Regions from separate parts of the Mus musculus genome. Here region 2 is linked to region 1. The links are chromatin contacts, found by Hi-C in ENCODE. All regions are on one chromosome and are shown on one strand. The core of a region is the stretch at or near the end of the contact, and the rest is flanking DNA. Distances in the headings are between cores, read along the strand shown. Region 1 holds the start of Kcnq3 (potassium voltage-gated channel, subfamily Q, member 3). Region 2 has its middle 16 kb from the start of Gm30929.

Region 1 (6,769 bases), core at 1,642-4,141:
TTATCAATGGGCAATGGGCACCCAGCAATGCTCAGCAAAATGCCCCAAGGATCAGAAATGGAATCTGAGTACAGCCAGAAAGCCAGATATGTTTAAAATCATTATCCCTGCGATGCTGGACAACTGTCTTTATCTCCTGCAGCGGTCAAATTTTCATCCATGAAGCATAAGTTACAGGCATTACCTCATTGTGGTCACGTGAGAAACAAGCACAATGTGTATTTATCTGACAATTCTAATGGTCTTAAGTTTTGAGGTCTTCTCTGGGAAATTCTGGCTATAGGTTTGGCACTTACAAGCTGGTTTCTGAGATATGAACAAGCATACAGTAAAATAACATTGTAGCTGATTCTATAATAGTCTTTATCTATTCTCTCTGCAGACTGGGCAAGGCAAGGCTTCAGATTCCAGCTAGAAAAGGTGGGAGGAGAAGAAAGAGGGAATCTCAAGCTTCAATTAAACACCAGGCTCCAAAGGCATTGAACACACACTGAACACAACTTTATGCAAAGGGACATAGGACCTGCTCTCAGATAATTTGTTCAACCTTTTAAAACTACATATACCCTAGCATTTATTTCATTTCAATTTGAACATGGTTCTAGAGACCAAAGAATGAATGCCAGCTAAACCTCATTTCACTATGAAAGAACAACACATGTTAAGCTTTGGGTCAGATGCTTTCTGAAAATACAGAGGAATCAAAGGCTTGACCAACCAAAATCCAAGTCCCTGGCAAGGTACGTCATCCTTATTCTTGCTGCTTCCTGAGTTTTCAGGGATGCATTCTCGAAAGGCTTTTGTAACCTGGAAGAAACCTGTTGCACAAAACTGCGGTCCTGTGTGGACGCCCCACCTGGTGGCCAAACCAGGAAAAGCTCTTCCAACCTCAAAAGGCAGGCAAGTACTTAAAAAACAGAAGACATTCCCTGACTTCTTCCCTCTTTGTCAGTTAAGGGTCAACCGGAGGGAAACCAATTGCCTTAAATTGGAAGGGTCAAGGTAATAGTCTACTTCCTACCCAAACCATGACAGCCATACAGCTTCCTAAGCCAAAGCCAGGAAGCAGCTGGTATCAAGAAGTGCCTTGTCACACACATCCAAGGTGTTGTGGCACTCAGGATTCCAGTCCTGGGTGAGGAATCCCTCTGATAGTAAGTACCCTCTCTTCCTTCTTAAATACGGGTGTGTATTTTGCATCCCAGGAGTCGGTACATCTGAGTTCCATTTTTCTTCCGCCCTAGCATTTACTTTCTGGGCTAGCATGGAGATTATTTCTAGAGGAGTCCCAGGGGACAAACTTCCCACCGGACTCTTGGGTGTCCAATGCCCTGGTCAGCCAAACCACAGATGGGCAACAGTTGTACCTACAGAGATGGTAGAACCTAAACTATGGGATGTTGCACATAAATCATACGGATGTTCCAGCATCAAATAGCTTCACCTTACCTATGGCTCAGCTAAACCCTTTGGACTAAGCTTGGAAATCCCGCCCCTTTTCTATTCTCCTATTCATTTTACTAAAAGAACACAAAGACCTGCATTTTGGTCTGTCTAAGCCCCCAATTAAAGCCAAACCCATTATTCTTTTACTTCAGCATCCATTCCAAGGAAGGGAAGCACACACATGGAACACGCACGTACACAGGCACTATGCCTATGGGCAGTGTGCACCGCTACTATCCTCAACTCTGGGATATATCATCTAAATTGAGTGGTGATTGCAAGCTATCCACCCCAAGAAGAACCGGTGCTTCTGAAAGGACCGTTTTTGTCCCACTCAACTGCTTCATTAGAAATATCATCTATTTCTTTTAAGCTTCCATGACAATATCCCAGAACATACAATAAATGCGCACTTTTGCGCACTCGCCAGTTCAAATCTCCAACTCAGCTTGAAAGCCTGCTGTCCCAGGCACCAGAAACACTCCGTCACACCGCAGAGAACCATTGGCTAAGGCCAAACTGGTGTCCCTCCATCCCCAACCCAAGCCAGAGAGCACTTCTGAGTGGCCAAAGACACAACACTATGCCAGCCCTGGCCCGAACCCTAAGGTGCACGGCCGCCAAGGGGCGCCCCGAGTGGCCAGGTACTCACACAAGCGCGTGGTAGAGCAGCGCCCAGCCCCGCGGTCTCTCCAGGGCGTCATAGATCAAAGTTTGGATGCGCCTGTACTTGGCGTTGTTCCTCTTGACTGGGCGGCTCAGGGGGGTCTTTGCCAGGAGCCCGATGCCCTGCGGGGTCCTCCTCTGCCCCTCTTCGCGGCCACCGCCCTCCAGCAGCAGGGTCCCGTCTTTGTCGGCTCCGGCCCCTAGCGCCAAGGTGACTTGCTCCACGTCTCCTGGCGCCAGCCCCACTTTCCGCTCCTCGTCGCCGGCCACCGCCGAGTCCCCTCCAGCAGGGTTAGCGGCCCCGCCGCCGCCGCCGCCCCCTTCGCCGCCGCCCCCGCCAGCCGCCCCCGCCGCCCTGCGAGCCTTGAGACCCATCTGCCTCGCCCCCACCGGGCGCTTCGCCTTCTCCGCTGCTGCTCCGGGAAGTAGGAGCACTTGGGGTACGTGGACGAGGCGGCGGCGGCGGCTGCAAGCCCGGGAACTCCAATGCCATGATCCGCGCGCCCCTCCCCGCCCACCCCCCCAAAAGCAGGCAAAGGCGGGCCTCCCGGGGGCCAGAGGAGGTCGGGTGGGGAGTCAAGGGGTCACATCCCGAGCGGGTCCTCTGTGGGACCCGGAGGGGCGCAGGAAGCCGGGGTCCACGGGGAGCCCGTTGAGGGCGCGCGAGGCTGGCGCGGTGGCGCTAGGGCGCGCGACGGCGGGAGCCTGGCACCGAAGCTCCAGGGAGGCGGCGGCGACGGCGGCACCCGGGCCGGCGAGCCCGAGACAGCATCGCAGTTTATTTACAAGCCCTGTGCCAGCCGTCCTCCCGCCCGCCCGCCTGGCACACGCGCCGCCGCCTCCTCCCTCCTCCCCTCTCCCGCCCGCGCCCAGCCCGCTGCTCTAGCCCTAGCCCCGCTGCAGCGGCAGTAGCAGCAGCAGAAGCAGGCGCGCCCGGGCGGAGCGCTCACCACCCGCAGCGTTCTCTGCTTCCCTCCCTCCTTCGCAGGGGTGGGGCTCCATCGTCCCGCCCCTTGGTTGCGGGAGGCCCAGGCGGGGCCCCGCCTCTCCCCGCCGCCCCCCTACCCAAGACAGCCTTGAGGTCCAGCATCACCAGGGCTGTGAGGCCTCTACTACTGCTTCTGCTGGGTCATGAATCCTGAGGCCGTGAAGCGGGAGCTCCCCAGACCCCGTGGGCGTTGGGGTTTCCCCTGAGCGAGAGGAGAAATTAAAAGGGAGTAGATAGAGGCTGAGGCTGCAGCTTTATGTTCAGTCTCCACCCTCCACCTCCTCTGCTTGCCTTTGCAGGTAAAAATCCAAGTTGCTCGGTTAGACATGCTCACACCTCACCCACTGGCTCGGTGATTGCAATGCTTCTTCTATTCCGGGCTCCTGGGGGCTACTGCTTCTGGTAGTTTTGGGGTAGCCCCTTGTACAAGTAGGTGGGAAGACAGCTGAGAAGCGCATGTGAACATCAGAATCAGTATCCTAATTTCTTCCTGGCTCCTAAATCCTGCTGCAGGCAAGCCAGTCATGCCCTCTGACTCCATTAGCATCCTTCAGGGAAAACACTGAAATCATGGCAGTGAGTTTGTCCTACGTACGACAGAGTACTGCTCTCCACCGAAGGTTTGAAACCCTTGAATTCATAAAACCTGAGTGACAGACAGAAGGCCAGAGCTAAAGCAAGTGTGAGCCAAATTATTCCTAGTGTGGAAACAGAATCACAGGAACCACTGGGCTCTGTCCTAGGAGTCCCCATTGAGGAGGTGACACGCCTTAAGGTGAGATTCAAGTGGCAAGGTGGGAGCAGTTATGACAATTTCAAAAAGAGCCTTCTAGACAGCGGTGTGGAGGAGAAACGTAGTTCAGGTTTGCTGACGGCAGAGGAAGCAGTCTGGTCAGTCACTGGCACCATTGGCAGAGGGCAAGTGCCTCATTACCCAACAGGCAAGTTAGGGAAGCCCTCCTCCTGCCCTGGGGTACCATGACTCCTTACCGCCCAGTCTTCCCTCATGACTGTCAGGTGGAGTAGAGAGGACAAGATAGCTGTGAGTAAAGTTGGGAATCCAGTCTTAGTCTACAGGGAAAAAGCAGGTGTCTGCCTAGGAAAGTTGGATGAGCAGGGCCAAGGAGAAGCTGAAGAGTGGGGGACATCTTAGGGTTTTACTGCTGTGAACAGACACCATTGACCAAGGCAACTCTTCTAAGGATAACATTTAATTGGGGCTGGCTTACAAGTTCAGAGTTTCAGTCCATTACCATCAAGGCGGGAGCATGGCAGCATCCAGGCAGGAGGAGCTGAGAGGTCTATATTCTTAGTAGCTGGGAGGAGGATCTCAAAGCCCACCTCCACCATGACACACCTACTCCAACATGGCCACACCTCCAAATAGTGCCAGTCCTGGGTCAAACATATTCAAGCCATCACAGTGGGCACCTGTAGAATGGAGAAAAAAAAAAAAAAGAAGTCAGAGAAGGGAGGAGCCTCCAGAGATTCTCTAGAAGAGTGAAAGTGTTGACTCTAGGATTGGCATAGCAATAAACTGCTTGTTATGCTAGAATACTTTTCCCAGCAGCGGACTGTAGTATGAGAATGAAACAGAGAATTGGAAGACTTGTGGCCATCCTCAATAGAGAAAGATATTTATTGGTTAGATGGGAGGTATGTGTCTGAAACAGCCTATGGGACCTGACCTTAGTTCAGAGCAGGGTAGCCCTGGTCCCTTTATAAGTAAATCAATGATTCAGGATGAGTTGAAACAGAGAAACAAATCAGAAAAAAAAAATTCTGAAGAGAAAAGGCTAAAGGAAAAGGAATTGTCTGGATTAGAAACACCCTCACACACACCAGACAGCAACATGTCCCAGCTTTCCTATGGTACCTGTCAGCAGACACACATGACTGTGCTGTAGATGGGTTGGGTGTATCTCCCAGGGAGCTCTGCATTGAGATTTGAATTGTGAAATACAGAGTGGAAAATTAAGTTAATCAACTTCTGGTGTTTGGGATTGAATCAGGATTAGAAAATAACAACAGGATGAGGCTGTCATAATGGATGCTTGGTGGCTTTGTAGGAAGAGAGAGAAAAAAAAACATAAGTCACATCTCTTTCTCTTCCCATGAGTTGCCTCCAGGTATTAAGGCTAAAGAAGACTATTTAAAGATCCAGGCCCTTGTCTATGGACAAAATCATAGCCCAAACAAACCTCTTTTCTTTGCAAGATACCCAGCCTCCAGTAGTTCATAATAATATCCTTTCTGACCCAATTCAACACCAAACACTCACAAAACAATCTTCCCATATATAGAAGTTGCTGTTTGAAAATTGCCCTTCCTCCTCAATTCCTTCCTATTTTATTAGTTGGCCTATTTTATTTGCTATTTGTATTTGCCACTACCTAAAACTATCGTGTTTATATTTTGTTTCCTCATTTCCTGTTGTTTTCTTGCTATGGTTTGACTTTTATGTGTCCTCCACAGATCTGTGCATTGCGTGCATTGCTCCCACTTGATGGCTCCATCATAGGACACTTAGGAGGAGGTGAGACCTAATTGGAGGAAGTAAGTCACTGGGGATTGAGTTCCTGATGTGTTCCATTCATCACTGATTTCTGTATCTCTCTGTACTTCCTGTCCACCATTAAGTCAGAAGTCTACCCTATTACTGTGATGTTCTGGCCAGACACATGGGGTCACGCAACTATGAACTGAGCTCTCTAAAGTGAAGGGTAGAATGACATCTTTCCTCCCTTAGGTTGTTTATCAGATCCTCTGTCACAGTGATGAGAAAAGTAGCTAATATTCCCTCTAAACAAGATCAAGGCCTAAGCATCCTAGAAGTAGATATGTCCTGGGATAGCCTCTTCATTCTCAAATGAAGCATAAATAAGTGATGGGTAAAGGAGCAGGGTCAAGCCACCAGCACGCAGTCAACATATGTTTTCATGTGAACATTTTAGGGGTTTTGTTTTGTTTAATTGGGAAAGTCTCTGTTCTCAGTAAGGCTTAGTAATTTCAAATTAAGACCACTGAATTTACATTGATAGTGTCCAAAAAGCCTCACTAAATAAGCACACAAGATGGGCCTCAGGGCATACATAAAAAGGCATAGAAAAACCATGAGTGGTCTTGATTGTCCCTTTGACTCACCTGGGCAGAGCCAACCTCAAAAGTGGATTTACTGCCATCAGATTGGCCTAGGGCATATCTATAAACATCTTGGGTGCTAGTCAGTGTAGGAGTACTCAGCCCACTGCGGGCAGTGCTATCCCTAGTTAGGTTGCCCTGTGCTAGCTGGAGGTAAACTTGGAGTAAGCAGAATTTCTCCCATGGTCTCCACATAAAGCTCCTGCTTTGGTTTCCCCCAATGATGGACTGTAACCTATAAAATGAAATAAACTCTTTCTTCTCCTAGGTGGTTTTTTGTTGTTGTTGTTGTTAGTGCTTTATCAGAGCAATAGGAATAAAATAAGGACAGAAGCATACGATTTTATTACTTGGCATTTAATAAAAGAAAAAAAAATTGAAAATGGCACCTTGGACTTTCCAGTACATGAGGAGTTTTGGTGGAGACACAAAGGCCATTGCCATGCCTCTCATAAAAGGATGAAGCAAACTCAGTATCAAAGTTATGACTCTGATCCAATTAAACCTAAGAGTAGAGGATCTGCCAGG
Region 2 (6,769 bases), core at 2,336-4,835, 38 kb after region 1:
TTCAAGTCCCTTTGTTTCCTATGCACATCATGTAAGTTTGCTAACTAGTAATTATTCTGAAGGGCAGGACTTAGGCAAACATTGAAAATAATCTTAAACATCGGGTATTTCAAGCCTTATTTCCTACACTTATGTCTAGTCTGGAAAGTAAATATCTCCTTCCTGTCTGAATTGTAGACAATCAGGAAAGCTGAGGAAAGACAATCATAGTGAGTCCGTGGGGGGGGGGGGGGTGCGGGGGGAATGCCACTCAATAATGAAAACACAACAGCCATGGGTAAGGATCCTGGCTCCTGCAGGGAATCCGTATTGGTCACTTTACATCACTGAGACAAAATACCTAAAGAAACAGCACAAGGAGAAAAGGGTTTACAGGTTTTAGCTTCTGGACCCATGGAGAGTGAAGCAGAACAAGATACCAGGGTCCATACCTGGAGCAACATGGCTAATCTCACTGTGTACCAGAAGCAGGGAGTGAGCAGGATAGAAGGAAAATACAGACCTTCCAAAGCATGCTCCCATCACCATCTCACAGTCGTAATGTTAGGCTGGGTAATAGTAACTGGTTAGGCTGTGAACGAGTTCATGGATTAAGTAAGCCATTGCAAAGTTCAGAAACCATCATGATTGAATGAGCTCTCATAAACCCCTGATCTGCCAATGAAGGCTGTCACACATGAAATTTCTGGAGGACCCCTCCTATTCAATCCCTAACAGCACCATGGAACAACCATACTATCTCTGACTCCAACATACAGTAAGAAAGTAAACCGCCTTCAGGGCATAGATTGCTGTGGTAGGGTTATCTGTTGCAGCTGAGTACAGTGCTAATGGCACAGTGGGACTGTGTGGATTTGTTCCAACTTTACCTCTTCCAAGCCCTAGCTGTGTGTTTTCTTCCTTAGTGAGTAGGAAGAAGCTTGTTACACAAGTCTACATTATGCTTCATATATATAATAATGTCCCAACATAAGCTACACTGGCTTGCCAGCAACCTGCAGGGATCTGCCTGTCTCTGCCTCCCCACTGTGGGAATTACATGCCTGGACCACCATGCATGTTCTTTTCTTCTCTACTTTTGCATATCAATTATCAGGGGTGGAGACTGAGTGCTCATATATTTGAGAAAGGAAGAACAGAATAAAGCAATTGTGTTTCCTGCAAATAACCTGTCTACCTCATCGGTAGGATATAAGTTGATGGGAAACATTGATGTACTAGAAGCTTAATATGACTGTGAGCCTCAGTTTCCTCCCATGTGTGAAATGGGGAGAAGACATTGAGGTTCAATTTGCCAGGCCACTAAGAGGACTGAACAGAAGCTGGCAAGGGATGGCTGAGAGAAAGGGCATCTGTAAGATGAGTGGCTTTTCCTAGCATCTCCTCCCCTCCAGGCTAAGAAAGCATCTCAAACTCTACCATCATACTGACTAGTACAGGATCCAGACTGCAGAAGTTTGAGGAGTTTGATGAATATATGCATTAAAGGCTCACTGGATAAATGATTAGTGTGTGTCTGTGTACATGTATGCACATGTATGAGGGTACTTGTGGAGGTCAGAAGTGGGACTAAGTTCCCCCAGACCTGGAGTTATAGTTGTGAGCTGCCTAATGTAGGTTCTGAGAACCGAATTCCCGTGCCTCAGAAAAGTTCTCTCAACTGAAGAGCCATCTCTACAGGTCTTCATTTTTCTCTTAAAAAAAAAAGCCTCCCAAGGCAATACATAAAATACCAGGAGCTTAATATTTATAAAGGACATTCATGAAGTGTGGCCCTACTGTGTCTTTTTCAAGACCTACCAAAAAAAAAGTTTTTTGTTTTGTTTTGTTTTTGTTTTGTTTTGTTTTAAAAGAGTGTGTAATGAGGGACTTTCAGGAGATCACAGATCCAGTTATGCTACAAGGGAGTTGGGTTCATTCACTCCTTATTTGGGACTTCAGACCTTTATAGATAGGCACGAGAATAACTAGAATTCACAGCTTAGTCTCAGACAGAAGCCTCAGAAAGCCTCCATCACAGCGTGAGCTTGGCCTCTATGAGCACATGTGATCTGCTTATCTGAACAAGGACCAGAGGTATAGGCCATGGTCACCCTTACCTAGGGAATGGGGTTAAGCCCTGACCTCCTTTCTAAAGTACCTTCTCTGTGCGAAGCTTCATGTACACTTTATAACATGTGCAGCTAGAAGAGAGGTTCCATTCCTTCCTTCCTAACAGGTAAGAAGGTAGACATGCCACCTCAAGCTCTCTGGATACAAGAGGCCACTGAGGGGCCATGCCATATACCAGAGACTCAAACTGAGTTGGGAAATCAAGGTGCAAGCATAATGACATGGTGCTCTGGGAAAGAAGCATGACATCTGGTTGTTGACAACCACTGTTCCTAGAGGGTCACTGCAGCCATTGTTTCTCCCTCATTTGTCCCTTTATAGCAGTGCTGGTGTAGCAGGAGCAGGAAACAAGAGCCAGGAGATATCAAGTGTCCTATCCAAAGGACAAGAAAGGGCAGAAAACTGGATCTGAACTCTGGGATATTTCAAAGCTGGATTCTCACTGGTGACCAGAGGATGCTGAACAAAGATGCAGGATGTAAGCTCATCTCTGAGGAATTGCAGACAATCTCTTCAGCACCAGAGTTAGCTTTTCTTTGTGGGAGGGCTAGAAGAACTCATAGGACACCAGGAGTAAATTTGTGATAAATCAAATCAATGATGCCCACATAGACAGAACTGAGAGCACACAGCTCAGGGTCAATGCTGTCACCCCAGACATGTTTTGGCATTAAACTTCAAGGCCAACAACCCTGTAAGAGTGGGTTCAGAAAGACTAGAGGCTGTGCGCCTGGTCACACAAATGAGCAGATATAAAGCCTGTATTTACTGGCAATGTTCCTCTTCCAGCAGGGACTTGAAGAGATGACTCCACTCAGGGCAGATGAAGAGGCTGGTGAGCCCTGTCTCAGCCTGGGGTGCTGTGTGACCTTAGTCAGTTTTCTTTCCATCTCTGGATATTGCCACCTCCTAATTTATCTTGCTGTTTCTGAGCTGGAACGCCAGGATTAAAACTGGCATCAGGTCACAAGGCACAAGCTATTAATGTAGAGAGTTCAGTCCTGCAGGATAGTAACTGAGAGCTGAGTGTTCTCAGACGTGGACTAAGAGACCCTGCAGCTGGTCTAACATGGGTCTGACTTTTCAGTGGCAATTGGATTTTGTGTGGAGCATGGTCTGGTTGTTCCCGAGGTCCCAGTTGCAGACTGGTTCTGACCAGCTGGCATTGTGTGTTACTGGGGGCAAAATTAGAGTGACTTGCACGGGATGTGCCTTGCTGGCATGTCGCAGGTCTGCTCCCCCACTTTGCCTTGGCTCCCAGTCATAATGGCATGGAGACATTCTAGTTTGTGTCCCTAAACAGGACTCTTGGCTTGTCTTGCTAGCCTAAGTCTGCATTTCCTCCTAGCTCTCCCTAACCATGGAGTGGGAGGGAAGCTGTAATGTGCGGGCTGCCCTTTCATCATAGCGTGAGCCATACAAATGCTTTAATCCTCGCTCGCTCGCCCTGCAGTCTGTGCCCAGCTGCCAGGCTGCTGGAGGGGCTGGAGGCCAACGTGAAGGGGATTCTCTCCCATGCATTATTCACGCCAGTGCTTCCCTTTCTATTTTTAATGTTCAGCGTGGAGCAGTTCCCTCCGCCAGCTATTTTTAGCATCATTGCCGCCAGCTGACAGCAGAGACAAAGGCACCGAGGCACCTTGAGAATGACAAATGGCGATTTCAGGGATGAAAATAGAAAGGCTATTTTTCTTCCTGGAAAGAATGGAGAGAGAATGTCTGTAGTTGCAAAGTTGCTGGGGCTTGAACTGAATATAAGATTTGGAACATATGGACCACATGCACATAAAGGAGACACACACATACAAACACACACACACACACACACACACACACACACACACACACACATACACACACACACACTCACATTCGAACACACTCTTGCTTACTCTTTGTCTAGATCTCCTTCTTGATGTTTCTCTGATGTTATCCTCTGTCCCCTCTGCCCCGGAGGCCTTCCCGTCTCTAGATTCAGTAACTCTCTTATTGTGATTCCCACATGGCGCTGACAATATTGCCCTCCAGACTCCTATTTCCCTTACAGTAAATACTTATTTAGATTGCCATGTCCAGTGCTAACCCAGAAGCTGGCTGGGCCATTACAACAGAACCACCCCTTTCTCCTGTCCGACACAAACACGCTCATAGCATAGTGACAGAGTATAGCAAGTCAGCCCATAGGAAGTGAAACCAAATAAATCTGTTTCATGAGTTTATCTGAGCATAGATGAAACAAGGCTCCTCTAAATCCTAAATACATAGTAAATACCACCTTTTCATAATTACAATGATCGATGGCTACTCCTTTTCCTGTCACTGTGTTCTCTCGTCTCTAGTCTGCCTTCTGTATAGATGAACTTACAGAGCCACCAAGTAATACAAGCACCCCATTCATTCTAAGTCTGGGATAAATCTTTGCTTCTTTAGAAATGTTCATAACCCCCAAGCAAAACCCGAATCCCTTAAAGAGTACTTTCCAGACCCTTCCTACAGAGGCTTCCCAGGGCACTCATTCTCCATTGATGCAATGAGTGATGAGCTTAATGTGTCCAGCCACGTGCATATCTCAGAGGCTTTGTGCTACAAGGAATTGGCAGCACAAGCAGACACATCCAGGCGTGGGTCTGCCCTGGGCACGTTACTCCAGGTGCTCTGGACCCAGAATTGGAGGAGCCAAGCAGTGTATAATGCAATTCTTTGTTCTGTACATGTATTATGTGTTTAGTTCCATCTCACAAGGGTCCTTGAGGCAGGAATTAGCATCTCAATCAATTTAGGCATTGAAACGCTTGTTAACCCTTTATCACTTAGTCTTTAGGGATTCTGAAGGGACAGCTCTAAGGTTGCATTTCTTCTGCTAGTTAAAAATACTGCCTTATATAAAACATACATGGGTGGAGAGATGGAGAGATGGAGGTGAACCCATAGACTTAAATCATCTCATAGAGATTGTAATTTGAGAACTCAACCTGCATATAAGATGATGAGCAGGATGTAAGATATGACATGGAAAGTTATAGAATGAAGTCAGTGTTGGGTGGTGCTGCCTTTAGCAACTCAGGTTCAAGCCCTGTGTAATTAAATGCTTATTGCCAGGGACTCATTCAAGAATGGAGGTTTTCTACAACCCAAGGGACTGAGACAGGGAAGGGAAACCTTCTGTATGGCTTTTGAGAATGGTTTGCTCCCCCTTCATAATGAATCCTGGATGATCTGGCTTTCATCCTTTCCATGTTAGCTTGCTGAGATGTTACCAGGAAGGACATAGTTCCATGCGCAAGATCAGGGTAACCCTGAGCATGGCTGAACCATTAGCCCAACTACGCTCGCCATTTCTATTACTTGTAACAGATTCATATCCTCAGACCTTTGCTCAAGTATTTGTCCATCTTTTCTCTTTTCCTTTGATTTATAATACTTACAAATGGCATCCATCACAACCTGGAACTATATTACTCACTATTCACTATTGACTATTTACAACCCGATTGTCTCCTTCTATCACTATGATGGAAATTGCATTAAACCACACTCAACACTGTATCGTCCCCCCATCTTCAACACAGGTGCAACACAAAGAACCACTTCTTCAGAACTGAGTGGGTGGAAGGGTGTCTGAATATTCACATACATTCAAGTTTAACTATAACCTCTGTTCTTTATGTTCATATAGTGAAGGGGGCAGGGTATGGACAGCCTGAGTGGCTTGTGCTGCTACACAGGAAAAGAGGAGAGGCTGTGAACCAAAGACCAGATATCTCTAAGATCATTGTTCTTAACCAGGATGAAAGTCTTTCTGTTTGTGTACGTGATAATCCTGGACAGTGTTCAGTTTCGGTGCAAGACCTATTGTTTGTGAACAAGACTAGAAATAAAGAAACTAAAGGCTCCATTTATTCGGTTCATCACACATAGAATGAAGTCATCAAGGAACTGGTCAAAGGGCAGTAGAAAGGGAGTGGGAGGAAGGAAAGAGAATTTCCAAGGTAGTATATTCTTGTTAAATTTCCACTCACAGCTAAAAGAATCATGTATCACCCTTATTAGGGGGTGGTGGTGGTGGTGGTAGTGGGGTGTGTGTGTCTGTGTGTCTGAGTGTCTGTGTCTTCGTATAAATGACACGATGAATGGATGAGTAAGAACCTGTTGAGACTGAGTAAGGAAGGCTTTCCTCACAGGGTTGCTATTATCAGGGCTTCTCCCAGTATGTATAAATACTAGTATAAATACATGGTTTATCTACTTTCAGCCATGTTTTGTCTTCAGGTGAGGAAATTCTTCATGATACTCATTTCATACCTTCCTGAGTTCCTGGAGCCCAAGCAGCCTTGGGGCTGCTTCTTAGTAGTTACTTCAGGCTGTGACATGTGGCTATCTGTCTTGCTGACAGCTGTAGTCCAGTTCTTCCAAAGATGGATTCATCACCTACCATGTTGGTCCTCATACAATCCCTTCTATACCCACTTTAACCTGAATGGGTGTAAACTGTCTATCTGAGTGTCGACATTAAGTGGTCTGTCCCATGAAAGACAGCTACGTGTATCTTCAGTGGGCTCCTTGGGAGACTATCCAGAGATTTCAGAGATAGATTGCATCTTAGCACATGAAGAAACATGAGTATTAGTAAAGTGACTTAGAGATATGGCAACTATCT

What was found. A loop is a pair of places that touch in the nucleus more often than their neighbours do.
Region 2: a loop to region 1 is called in a map of left cerebral cortex, with 2.8 times the contacts of the local background. The contact joins the enhancer-like site here to the promoter of Kcnq3 in region 1. A Hi-C loop is called at or near these places in 2 of 37 maps with a recorded cell type or tissue (gastrocnemius and left cerebral cortex).

The regions. Positions count from the first base shown.
Region 1 is chr15:66,283,738-66,290,506 of GRCm38, forward strand. Kcnq3 (potassium voltage-gated channel, subfamily Q, member 3) reads right to left here and starts at 2,892. Exons shown (of 15, transcript NM_152923.3): 1 at 2,099-2,892. The coding sequence starts at 2,487. It overlaps Gm27242 (a long non-coding RNA gene), which reads left to right. Exons shown (of 5, transcript XR_875391.3): 2 at 5,576-5,636.
Region 2 is chr15:66,321,006-66,327,774 of GRCm38, forward strand. No RefSeq gene overlaps it. Among named protein-coding and RNA genes, the nearest start is that of Gm30929, 16 kb to the right of the region's middle. Within about 2 kb of position 3,586, at least 3 of the 3 ENCODE cell types and tissues checked have a DNase peak (open chromatin) inside an H3K27ac peak, as active enhancers do; they include gastrocnemius and left cerebral cortex, where a contact is called at or near this core.